2 separate regions of the Homo sapiens genome follow, and region 1 is linked to region 2. A link is an interaction called in ENCODE POLR2A ChIA-PET data of the cell type or tissue named here. Cell type or tissue: PC-9. All regions are shown on one strand. Links, peaks and the distances in the headings refer to the core of each region. The heading gives the core; the rest is flanking DNA.

Evidence for each region. ChIA-PET counts read pairs that join two places held together with the same protein. Peaks named below come from ENCODE experiments on the same cell type or tissue, not always from the same donor. Only the 100,000 strongest peaks of a DNase experiment are listed, where the experiment ranks them.
Region 1: POLR2A ChIA-PET joins it to region 2 with 5 read pairs; 7 of 35 experiments call an interaction of 5 or more read pairs at or near these places.

The regions. Positions count from the first base shown.
Region 1 is chr17:64,507,706-64,515,296 of GRCh38, forward strand. It overlaps CEP95 (centrosomal protein 95), which reads left to right. Exons shown (of 20, transcript NM_138363.3): 2 at 887-1,015; 3 at 2,468-2,575; 4 at 6,543-6,653. Among named protein-coding and RNA genes, the nearest start is that of CEP95, 4.5 kb to the left of the region's middle. RefSeq lists an enhancer at 1-62. In PC-9, for the core only: no CTCF peak of the experiment used is centred there; no DNase peak of the experiment used is centred there.
Region 2 is chr17:65,035,413-65,041,408 of GRCh38, forward strand. All of the region lies in intron 2 of GNA13 (G protein subunit alpha 13), which reads right to left. Among named protein-coding and RNA genes, the nearest start is that of GNA13, 18 kb to the right of the region's middle. In PC-9, for the core only: no CTCF peak of the experiment used is centred there; a DNase peak (open chromatin) is centred at 4,419; H3K27ac peaks cover 1,717 bases.

The DNA.
Region 1 (7,591 bases), core at 2,078-4,577, 530 kb before region 2:
CAGCTGTGAGAAATGGGCGTGGGGAGGGGGATTATGTGCATGGAAAATACACTCTCATTCGTTTCCAGAACGTTACGTGTCCAGAACATAGTGGAGATGTTTGTTTCTAATACCGATTGAAAGTGCTTTCCTACCAATTCCCAGGCATTTCAAGGAACAAGTATTTTAAGCTAAGTTACTTTTGGTACAGAAACCGTTAAACTTTGCAAATCCCAGCAATATCTAGGGGAGAGGAGAATGTGGTACGCAGGAAACGTCAACAGTATTGATAATTCTGAGCTTCATGTACTTCCCATATTTTCTTTCATATAGATCGATATAATAAAAAAGAAAAACTAACAAATGCATTACCGTTGATGTTGTTATTATACCAGTTCTTAACAGCCTAAGTTTAATCACCACTTTTTCCGGCACCAGAGAAACCCTGACTTGCACAAGATAATTGGGTAAACACAAGACCAATACTATTGCAAGTGCGAAGCAGCCTCCATTAATGAGTTTCTGGTAACCTCGGATTATCATTAAACTGTTGTTTATGACATAATATTCCTGTTTACTTGTAAATATGTTTTAACTAAAAACACCCATGTAAGGCTTATATAAGTAACTTAAGATTTTAGGCTGCAACAGTATCAATTGAATTTGCAGTATAGTTTTGACTATGTAGAAATTACAGCACTCTGGAAATCATCCCAAGAAATTAAATACATCTTTTTAAAAACCATGCCTAAAGGGTCTTTGAAATTCTCTAACAATCAAATTCCTTATCTTCTGCAAAGTTCAGTGTCTGTTTTTGTTGGGGGGGAGGTTGTTGGATTTTTTAAATGTCTGTGTGATTTTTTTCTGGTGGTTTTTAAGACTGATCTTTCCCCCTTTTTCCCAACAGAGTGGGTAACCATTGCCAATAACCTTCTTTTTAAGTGTCATATACATCTGAGAATACATGAACTTCAAGACTGTGATGCTAATGTTTTTATTGCTCTTTATCAGTCTATTTTGGGAGAAAAGGTACCAGGTAAGAATACTAAAAGCAGGAGTAATTTTGCCTATATCTTAGGCCAAAAGTTTTTAGTCCTTTAGTTAGATTCTTTGATATTTATAAAATTTCATTTTCTCTTTGCTTGTTTCTTTTTTTAATATTGCATATTAAATTCTATATTAATATACAATATTAAAATAAATATTGTATATTAAATTGTATTTAATATCACATATTGTATAATTATAATATTGTATTCCTTAAGGAATACCCTGTGGAACCCACTCATAATAACGGCCTTGAGCAGATCAGTTTGAGGGCTCCTGATAATCACGGCTTAACCTAATCATGGCTACTGCCTTGTGAAAGTTGCATCTTTTCTGTAAATGTACCTTCAAAGGTTGTAAAATTGAGTGGAGCTTGGGAATTTATTGGATTCTGTTACTTAACCAGTGCTAGGGATAAGAATTGATGCTTGTAGATGATGAACCTCATTTACCAAGACAGTTAATAAGCGCATATGTCCTTTCATCTTGCTCACCATCTCACTATGTTCAAGACCAGGGTGGTACCAACTCAGCTTAAGTGATCCTCCCGTCTACCTCCCAAAGTGATAGGATTACAGGCATGAGCCACCACGTCCAGCCTGTGCTGACCTTTTAAATCTTTATACCAATAATTCTAGTTGGCTATTCAAAAGGACATATAAGGGCCAGGCGCGGTGGCTCACACCTCTAATCCCATTACCTTGGGAGGCTCATCACTTGAGGCAGGTGGATCACCTGAGGCCAGGAGTTCAATACCAGCCTGGCCAATATGGCAAAATGCCATCTCTGCTAAAAATACAAAAATTAGCCAGGCATAGTGGTGCACGCCTATAAACCCAGCTACTTGGGAGGCTGAGGCAAGAGAATTGCTTGAGCCGGGAAAGTGGAGGTTGTAGTGAGCCAAGATCACGCCACTGCATTCCAGCCTGGGCGATAGAGCGAGACCCTGTCTCAATAAATAATAAATAAACATACATATGTGTATATATAAGAACGCTCCTTGAATGCCTGCTGTGTTTTTTTTTTCTTCGTAGAAAGTAGCCCATAGTTATGGGTTAAAGTATCATGTCTTGGCTCCCTTATTAGACTATTAGCTGTCTTTGAATTTAGGGACCACTTTATCTTCCTTAACATGGTGCTTCTTGTAAAGCATATTCATGTATATCTATATATCTATATATATATATATGGTGTAATAAATATTCAACCGTATTCAACCAGTCTAATATTGATAAATCGGTTCAATCAATAAATACTCAACCAGTAAAGATTCTGCTGTGTAGAGTTCAGGGTTTATTAACTTTATCTGTACTTTACAGCATGTTCTGTTTGGGCAGAGCCTTTATAGCAGTTGAGCATATTCAGTAGCCTAGTCAGAGACAATGAGATGAAAACTTGGCCTCTCATGGATACAAAATTATGTGATTTTTTCCCCCCCCAGACCTCATAGTTATTCCTAGGAGTCAAGAAGATGATGCACACAATGTACAAGCAGTAATTGATTCACTGGCCTTGGACTACTTGCAGGTCAGCTTGTCTCACATAACAGGTTGGTATATGTATAACTATCACATAATTATGCATTTTAGTAAAAATAATTGTTAGAACTGTAGACATTGTTTACTTAACCAAATGAGTGAGCTTATGGAGTAGACCAAATTGTAAGATTGAGCTAAGACAATCAACTGATAGAGGTCAGGTCCATACATGAGAACTTTTCCAGGAGAGCTGAACATTGATTTTGCAATTGATCTGGGTCTGAAACGTAAATATCCTAGCTGGTAATTTGAGGTGTGTTTTTTGTTTTTATGTTATGTTGTTTTATTTATTTTTATTTTTTGATTCAGAGTCTCTGTTGCCCAGGCTGGAGTGCAGTGGTGCAATCACAGCTCACTGCAGCCTCAACCTCCCAAGCTCAGGTGATCCTCTCACCTCAGCCTCCCGGGTAGCCGGGGCTACAGGTGTGCACCACCATGCCTGGCTAATTTTTTCTATTTTTTGTAAAGACAAGAGTTTCGCCATTTGCCCAGGCTGGTCTGGAACTCCTGGGCTCAGCTGATCCACCTGGCTCCACTCGTGAAATTGCTGGGATTACAGGCCTGGACCACTGTGCCTGGCCTTCGGGGAACCTGCCCCGATAGTCACGTAGGTTCTTTTCTATTTTATCTAAGCATCGGCAGGTTTGAGAAATAAAGGGACAGAGTACAAAAGAGAGAAATTTTAAAGCTGGGCGTCTGGGGGAGACATCACATGTCTGTAGGTTCCGTGATGCCCCACAAGCTGCAAAAACCAGCAAGTTTTTATTAGGGATTTTCAAAAGGGGAGGGAGTATACGAATAGGTTGTGGGTCACAGACATCAAGTACTTCACAAGGTAATAGAATATCACAAGGCAAATGGAGGCAGGGCGAGATCACAGGACCACCTGACTGGGGTGAAATTAAAATTGCTAATGAAGTTTTGGGCACCATTGTCATTGATAACATCTTATCAGGAGACAGGGTTTTGAGAGCAACCTGTCTGACCAAAATTTATTAGGCGGGAATTTCTTCTTCCTAATAAGCCTGGGAGCGATATGGGAGACTGAGGTCTATTTCAGCCCTACAGTCTACAGACCATAAAAGATGGCCACGCCCGGGGGACCGTCTGTAGACCTGCCCCCAGGCGTGTATTCTCTTTCCCAGGGATGTTCCTTGCTGAGAAAAAGAATTCAGCGATATTTCTCCCATTTGCTTTTGAAAGAAAAGAAATATGGCTCTGTTCCGCCCGGCTCACCAACGGACAGAGTTTAAGGTTATCTGTCTTATTCCCTGAACAATTGCTGTTATCCTGTTCTTTTTTTCAAGGTGCCCAGATTTCATATTGTTCAAACACACATGCTCTACAATTTTGTGCAGTTAACGCAATTATCACGTGGTCCTGAGGCTACATACATCCTCCTCGGTTTACAAGATGACAGGATTAAGAGATTAAAGTGAAGACAGGCCTAGGAAATCACAAGGGTATTGATTGGGGAAGTGATAAGTGTCCATGAAATCTTTACAATTCATGTTCAGAGATTGCAGTAAAGACAGGCATAAGAAGTTATAAAAGTATTAATTTGGGGAACTAATAAATGTCCATGAAATCTTCACAATCCACGTTCTTCTGCCATGGCTTCAGCCGGTCCCTCTGTTTGGGGTCCCTGACTTCTCGCAACACCTGGCCGTATTGTTTTATTTTAAAGCATACTAATGCTACTTGTTTGTGATAGCTAAAAATTAGAAACACCTAAATGTCCATTAGTAGGGATTGGTTAGATAAATCATGATAGCTGCATACAGTGGACTGCTCTGTGGCTGTAAAAGATGACTGAATATGCTCTTTGTGCACAATGTTCCGTGTTGGGAACAATCTCTAGCATATGTGATGCGAGAAAAATGTAGTACAATTATAATGGTAATGTGCAGAGTAGTATGCTAGTGTTTGTAAAAACAAAGGTGTGCAGAAGTATTTGCAGTTGTTTGCAATCGGAAGAACTCTCTAGAAGCATATACAAGAAACTCGTAATACTGATTGCTTCCAACAAAGGGAACCTCAGGGTTGCAGGACAAAGGGACAAGAACTTTCAGTGTATACTTTTTGCACTTGCTGAATTTTGAACCATGTTATCTATTCAGAAGTTTTTTTCTGTAATTAAATCTCCAAAATAAAGTATACTATACTGTATTCTAAAACTAAGCATACCAAATATATTTATAAATCACTGTATTATGTGTATTTCATTTATGTTTAGAAATGAATGATTATTCCAGTAAGTTATTTCAAGCTTATGAATAGAGGGAATATTGACAATGTGAAACTATAATCACAAAAAGAGGATTTATACTGTTGATTTATTCTTTGATAGTTGTAAAAGGAGATAAATGTTAATCAGGATAAGTCCTGATTTACATCTCTTAATTTGATACTGACAAGAACAAATTTTTGCGAAGAGAATAAAATACTCTTCTGTCTTAAGTTTTTTAATGCAGTTCTAGGTGAGTGAATGGGTAAATCAGTTCGGAGATAATTTGAGGGCTACTCCCATAGTTTCCCTCTTTTTTTTGCAATTTGTAATTGCTTTATCACCCAAGTAGGACAAGTTCTGGTATTTGTGCTTGTTAAACATACTATAGCAGGGTTATAAACATACATGTTTGTAAAACTCTTTAATGCAGAGCTGTCTTTGACAGATTACACCCACCCTATGAAAAATTGTAAAACAGTTTCTCCTGCAGCATGAAGCACTGCATTCTGGCTGGCAGTCTTAGTTGCTAGGTTGTCAGTATACTCCCCATCCTAGAAACTGAAAAGTTTTGAGGATGCTCTTGGGATATACTTAGGTATTTTTAAGCCGGAAAAACACGTCCAAAACCAAGATTTCTGGTTCATTGTTTTAAACGAAAAAACTCAAACGTTGTCGTTACTAGTAGTAGTATAAAACGTCAAATTTCTGGTTTAGGTTTGTTTTGCATCATGGCTGAGGTTACGAATGGCTAGATTCTCCCAAATGTCAAATTTCTACACTGCTTTTCCCATATTGGTGTGAACTCATGAGAATGCCAGGCATGATCTCCCAAAGGACAATCAGAGTGTCACAAGGGTTAAGTACTATCTATACCTGAGGTTGATTTGGAGTCCATTTCAGGTGACATTAAATATGTCAAGTTTCCATGCTTTTTGCCAACCCATTTCTATTCAACATTTCAACCTAATCATTTATATTAAAAATCTGTTACGGAGTAGGTACTGTGCTAGGGACTGTGCTATGATCTATGAGTGTAAGTTATGAATATGAAGTGGATATGGTAAGAGATGTAGCTGGAGACGCTGAAGATGGAGTGAGATTTAAAAAGGTTTTATATGCAGGGCTTATATTTCAGAAAGGGAGCCAGGGAAAGGATTTTAATCAGAAAAATGGTATGATCTATACAAAATGAGGAGTTAACAAATATGGGGGGTTATGGTGGAGAATTCAGGAATTTCTGATGAAAGTATCCCAACAAGTTTATTGTTTTTTTTTGTTGTTTTGATGTTACTCTGCTGCTATAATCTTCTGAACAAACCACCATTTAGAATAGGATACCACAATCTGAAAGTGTTCTCTCCTGCCACTTTTTCCCACCAATCTGGTAAAGTTCTGTTTAGCTGCAATATATTTTGGTATAAATCTTACTAGACATGTTTTCTTAAGTCCAATTATTTTGCTTCTCCAAAAAAGGAAGGAATATGCCAGTGAATTATTAGACGCCATATTTAAAGCTTCCCCCTTTTTTTCTTCAAATATAATCAGGCAGCAGGAAATTGTTGTTCTTAATATTTATAATTGTTTCACCTGTATTCTTTTTTTTATTTAATCTCCAAGGAGCTGTAAGTTGGTATGTATCGCCTGTATTCTTAAATAGCATTTTCACAATGTTATATCCAAGTTTCAAGATTATGAAGCTTTCAGATTTCATGGTTAAATTTTTTAATAGCTCTATATTCTGTCTCCAGGAGAAAATATAGTGAAAGGAGATAAAGAATCTATTAAGAATCTCCTGGAAATATTTGATGGTTTGTTGGAGTATCTTACAGAACGCATCAGTGAAACATCTCATGAGAAAAGTAAGTTTAAGAATGGAAATTTGGTTTGGTTTACCTTTTATGATGTGTCCCTTTTGCCTTTTATCTTTTTGTGTATTTTTCTTCATAGGAAGCAGATTCACTAATACAGTATACCTGATAACCGTAGTTGTAAATTTCAAATTCTTATTGTTCCAGCTGGTTGGAAACTGTCTTAGACTGTCATCATGTTCTTTATCAACTTGGATGTTGCTCATAAATTACTTCAAAACTAATTTATACTAGAAAGATAAATTTCTGGCTAAATTATTTATTGTCCTATGATTGCATAAAATTTCTTTCTCCAAAATTTCGTGTGTCAGAACTGCTATTTATGGTAAATATTTGGATGTTACTGAGGCATCAACAGGAAGAATTGGTGCATTTGTGTCTTTAGCCTGCACTTACATTTGTGACAGCCTAAATATTTCAGATATTTGTCATTGCAAAAAGTGAAAGAACTTAACTGTCTTAATAATTTGAGATTAAGTAAATAATGCTGTTGGTCACGAATGGAATAATATATTACCTGTTCTTATGTTGAAAAGTTATCAAAAATAAACTTTCAGCAGCAACCACAATTTACATAAATTCGAATACAAATTAAGACAAAAAATTGGGGTAGGCTCATCCTCCATTCTCACTTTGTTTATAGTGAGACCTGTGATAGTCACATTTGAAATTAATCTTAAAGTCTTTAGTTAGAGATAGTTTCCTACCTTTAATCATTGTTACTAAACTGTTTAAAAACTGGGAGGGAAAATTGAAAAGTCTGCCACACTGGACATTTCTTTGTTTCAAAAATTGAGTGTTTTATAGGCGTCTGGGTACTCTGGGAGGATTCCAAGCTGCTTGTCATGTTGATACTCTCAAACCTGTACTTGAGTCAGGGAGACAGCCATAACTACATACAATAAAAGCATAAAGGGGGAATTAGAACT
Region 2 (5,996 bases), core at 3,083-5,582:
ATCTCAACATCCAATATCGTATTCAAATACTGGAAGGAAATACACCAAAATGTCAGCAGAGATGTCCTGAGGTGGTAGGATAGTGGCTAACTGGATGATATTTTACAATGAACCATGTATGTTTTAAAATTTTAAACTTAAAAAAAACAAGCTAATTAAGGTTCTGGAGCCTGTAAGTCATGAACAGACAAACCACTTTCCTACTCTTCAGTTTTCACATAATGATAACAACAGAAAGCTTAAGAATTCTGAGCCTTGAAAAATCCCTCAAGGTTAAAATACTTTTTTGAAAAGGGCCAATCATATATAATCCCATCAGCATATCAAGAAATATTTAGCTTTGTCAGAACTAGAACCCTTCGTTGTTAATTTTTTTTTTTTTTGGATTCCCAAAAAGCAACGACTTCAATTGTTAAAAAGAAAAAAAGTATATGCTGTTTTCCAACGCAGGACATACTTCCCAAATACAGTTTCAATTCCTCCACTATCTAAAGAGAGGCGCCTATTAGAGCGCTTCATAATACCCCGAAGTCCTCGTGAACGCACTCCAGGTGGAAAATTCTGCTGTGATGATGTGCTAAAAAATACCCTATAACTCAAATATTACACAATAATCAACACTAATTAATAAGGTAATTCTACGCCTATGATCACAAAACAGGTGAAAGGAAAACCCAGATGACTTTATTCCCAGTTTAGAGCTCAATCATTATCCCAACCAAACTCTCTCCAGAAGAAAATTTCCACACAGCCTATAAGGAGCACTAAATACTTTCCCATCCTTCACAGTCAGGCAGCAAAGCAAGCCAACCTGTAAATATTTTCAAAAGCTGATGAATGTGAAAATTAGCTCAAAATGTATGCTGGCACATCAGCTCCTGTTTCCAAGTCCCGATTTGGTCAATTTTGTTACTAAGGAAGCAATAAAGCAAGGCAGCTGAGTATCAGCCTCGGGCTTTGGAATCCTACAACCCGGAGTCTGAATCTTGGCTCTATCACTAAAACTAGCTGGGCCAGGCACGGTGGCTCACGCCTGTAATCCCAGCACTTTGGGAGACCAAGGTGGGTGAATTGCTTGAGGCCAGGAGTTTGAGATCAGCCTGGCCAACATGGCAAAACCCTGTCTCTATTAAAACTACAAAAATTAGGTGGGTGTTGTGGTGCGTGCCTGTAGTCCCAGCTACTCAGGAAGGTGAGGCATAAGAATCGCTTGAATCTGCAAGACAGAGGTTGGAGTGAGCCTACATCGTGCCACTGCACTCCAGCCTGGGTGAAAGAGTGAGACTATGTCCCAAATAAATAAATATATAAATAAATAAAACTAGCTGTGACCTTAGCCTCTATGTGTCCTTCACCTCTGTGGCCATATGCTTTACTTACAAAATGACCAGAACTCGACTACATGCTCTCTCAGGTCATTTCTAGGTTAATAAAGAGTGATTCTGCACACTCTTGGCAGAACAGCTGCTAGTGCAGTAAATGATCGCACTGATCATTTCATTTGCTCCCCACTAGATTGGGAGCCCCCATTAAGGCAGCCAGACAGGCAGTTCACTTGGGTTGCTAGGGCCTAGTCTGGGCCAAGAACATACTAGGGGCAGGTATTCAGTACATGTTTGCTGAAGAATGAATGAGTGCAATGTATATAACTGATCAGGTTATTACCCCAACTAAATTGGAAATGATCATAAGTAAAATAATCAAGAATAAAGTGAAAAACTCTTCTGTATTTGCCTGACCCAGCAGATTAACAATCTTATGAACTAATATTTAATACTTCTGAGACTGAAATTCAAATAAATTGGTTAATATAAATAAAATGTCCTCTCAAACTTTAAAAAGGTCAGAAAAACCACAACTTACTAAGCCAGAGGGTTGAAAGTACTGTAAAAGGGAAAAGAGAACAGTGAGCTTGACTTCAACTGAATCTTCTCCACTTCCTCGCCTCTCTCTCCTCTTAAGCCCTTCTAGGCTGGCCTCTCCCTCACCAGGGCACCTGCTGCCATAGTCAGCATATCCAACTTTCCTGTGCCAACATCGATTCTTCCTAGAATTCTTCCTAGACCTCTCAATGGCACAGGACACCACTGACCACTTTTTTCTTCTTGAAACACTTTCCTGGCTTCCATGACGTGACATGTGCCTACATTTCTCCTACCTTTCTGGCCACTTCTGCTAGGATCTCCTCCTCTGAACATTCTCAAAAGATGTAGAGATTTCTCAAGACTCTACTGTCAGACTGAGCACAGTGGCTCACACCTGCAATCCCAACACATTGGGAGGCCGAGAGAGGCAGACTGCTTGAGCCCAGGAGTTCGAGACCAGCCTAGGCAACATGGAGAGAGACCCAGCCTCTACAAAAATGGAAAAAAAAAAAAAAAAAAAAAAGACAAAAAGACTCTACCGTGAGCCTTCATCTCTTCTTTTTACACCCTTTCCCCGAGTAATCATATCAGAAAAATTATACTCAGTAATTATTTCACAGACATTAAATATCTCCTAGATACAAACACCTCCTCAATTTCTATCTCTAGCCCCAAACTGTTCTGGATTCAAGACTCATGTATCAAGCTGTCAACCTGGTATCTCCACCCATACATCTCACAGAGATCTCAACCTAGTACTTAAGCTCGTTGACTTCCAACAGGGTTATGCCTCAACAAACCCATCACTTAAGATGAAAATATCGTTAAGTCAAAAACACATTTATGGCCGGGTGCAGTGGCTCATGCCTGTAATCCCAGCACTTTGGGAGGCCGAGGCAGACAGATCACAAGGTCAGGAGTTCGAGACCAGCCTGGCCAATATGATGAAACCCTGTCTCTACTAAAAATACAAAAATTCACCGGGCCTGGTGGCACGTGCCTGTAATCTCAGCTACTTGGGAAGCTGAGGTAGGAGAATCGCTTGAAGCTCGGAGGCGGAGGTTGCAGTGAGCCAAGATTGCACCACTGCACTCTAGCCTGGGCAACAGAGCAAGACACCATCTCAAAAAAAAAAAAAAACCATTTATTTTTAGAGACAGGGTCTTGCTTTGTCACTCAGGCTTGAGTACAGTGGCATAATCACGGCTCACTGCAGCCTCAACCTCCTGGGCTCAAGGGATGCTCCCACCTCAGCTCTGAGTAGCTGGGACCACAGGCATACACCATCGTACCCAACTATTTTTCTGTATTTTTAGTAGAGACGGGGTTGCGGGGGGGCGTTTCTCACCATGTTGGCGAGGCTGGTCTCGAGCTCTTGAGTTCAAGCAATCCGCCCACCTTGGCCTCCCAATGTGTTGGGATTACAGGCGTGAGCCACCGTGCCCCGCCCAAAAATACATTTAATACATCTAACCCACCAAGCATCACAGCTTAGCCTAGCCTCCCTTAAACATGCTTGGAACACTTACATCAGTTGATAGTTGGGCAAAATCATCTAGCACAAAGCTTATTTTATAATAAAGTGTTGAATATCTCACAACGTTTACTGAATACCATACTGAAAGTGAAAAACATAACGGCTATATGGGTACCTGAAGTACAGTTTCTACTAAATGTGTATTGCATTTACACCACCATAAAGTAAAAAAATCGTTAAGTCAAACCACAGTAAACCAGGGACTGTCTGTATGCCCAAACTAAACTCTTAATCATCCCCCTCAAATATCATTCTCCCATGATCCTGTGATTTGAGTAAATAGCACCAATATCCACCTAGTTGATAAAGCCAGAAACTTGAGTCACTCTTAATATATGCCTTTCTTCCCTACCCCACATCCAATCTAGCAGATCCCAATGATTTTCCCTACAAAGTATATCCTGAATCCATTTTCTTCTCTTATCTCTACAGCCACCAACTGACGACAAGCTGCTTGCTCTGCAATAGTCTCCAAACTCTGGAACTGGTTAGGACGAAGAACAGTATCTGGTGCAAAGGCTCTCCCTCACTCCCCTCTAACTTCCACACAGCAGCCTGAGTGATCTTGCTTAAAATCCTTTGGTGGCTTCCCAAGGCAGTCAGAGAAACCCCAAACTTCTCAACATGGGCTACAAGGCCTGGCAGTCACAGGCTGCTGCCTGCCTCTTCCACCTCAGTTCTCCCTCACTCACTCCTCCACCCTGGCCTGGATCACGTTTTCTGACCAGCAGTAAGTTTTTTTCCAACTTTGCACATGGTGCTCATTCTGCCTGGAGCATTCTTCCCCCTCCTTTCCTGGAGGACTTTCTCATCCATGGGATCTGAACCTAAATGTTGCCTCCTCAGACCATCCTCTTGGTCTCTCATTGTTTCTCTTCCTTCGCAGCATTTACCACATGTGTAATTACATATTTGTTTGCATATTTCATGTAGATTACTCTGACTAGCATCTAACGTCAACGCAGAGATTACTTTCACTTGGTTCACTAGCAAACACCTAACCCACAAAAAGGTAACTGACTCATTAATAGGTGTTCAGTAACACGTGACTGCATGGCTGCTGAAAGCTACCAGTGAACTGTTACCAGACCTGTTTCAGAATAACACATTTCCTGTAATCCACTACCTAGGGCTTTCTTGTCTCCTCATCACTTTTTGCATTCGCTAGTTACTTTTCATATAGAATAAAATATAATTACATATACAAATATCACATGAACATATTCTTACCAGAAAAAGTATTTCTATAGAATGAAGCTTTTTAATAAAATACTTTTTCAAAAAAAAAAGACACAGTAAGGCCAACTGTGCAAAATACTGTACAACAAGGGGAACCTTGGTTCTCTTACTAAACTATTAAACAAAACACCAACTTTAAAATTGGTTGCAACATTTAATCATAACATACCATAATTGGAAAAGTCCAGAAAAAATGGAAGCAAGTATAATTCTCCTTGTTCTAGTCTAGAGTTGAAATGTATATTATCTTTATGGCAACAGTTTAAAGTCCCTACCATGTTTGAAGCTGTGGCAAATAGTTTAACAGTAAATGTGGCAAGCTGGTAACAGTTAAAAATAGCAAATCATTTGTATTATAATATTTTTAACTGAATTGGATAAATCACATTTTCTTTTTAAAATTTGCAATTAGGATAAATGGTATTTGCAACTTTGTGAACATACAGTATTATTTAGGTTTTGTTTTTTTTGAGACGGAGTCTTGCTCTGTCACCAGGCTGGAGTGCCGTGGCATGACCTTGGCTCACCGCAACCTCCAACTCCCTGGTTCAAGCCTCAGCCTCCCAAGTAGCTGGGATTACAGGTGCCCGCCACCACGCCCAGCTAATTTTTGTATTTTTAGTAGAGACGGGTTTCACCATCTTCGCCAGGATGGTCTCGCTTTCCTGACCTTGTGATCTGCCTGCCTTGGACTCCCAAAGTGCTGGGATTACAGCCATGAGCCACTCTGCCCAGCCAATAATTTAGGTTTTTAAAAACCCGTTAGTTGAATAGCAACTTTATCTGTCTAAAGTATACCCCCGTACATTCTCTCATGTGTTAGGCTTACTGTAGCAGTTGGCCAGGCAATAACTTGTGAGCAACTCTCTAGCAACATGGAAATTCTGGGACAGCTGCTCATTGCTAGTAGCTTCCATAAATGTTTCTTTTATTTAATATCAATGAAAAGATACAACCACATTTCACATCATGATGCTTAAATAAAAATCACATGATGATATATCTGATTTTCTATATAACTTCTGAGCCAATTCATCCTATTTAGCAGAAAAATAATTTTTTAAAAAGAGACTAAGAAAACAGTAACCAAGATGTTGAAAAGGAAAGTGAAAGTCTCTTGCCCCAATTATTCATTATTCCAGCTCTTTTTCTTTAACCTTTCCAAAAGAGTTTAAAGAGAAAAGAAATGGCCTATTTACAAGCTAAATATAGCTGCCTTGGCTCAAAGAACCCAATGACATTGTTTTATGTTTTTTGGGGAGAGTGAGGTGGTATAGAAGAGTTTTGTTTTTAAATGCTAAAATCAATACTTTCTTCTTTGAGGGGAGCAAATTTGAAATTTGCTAATTTTGCTC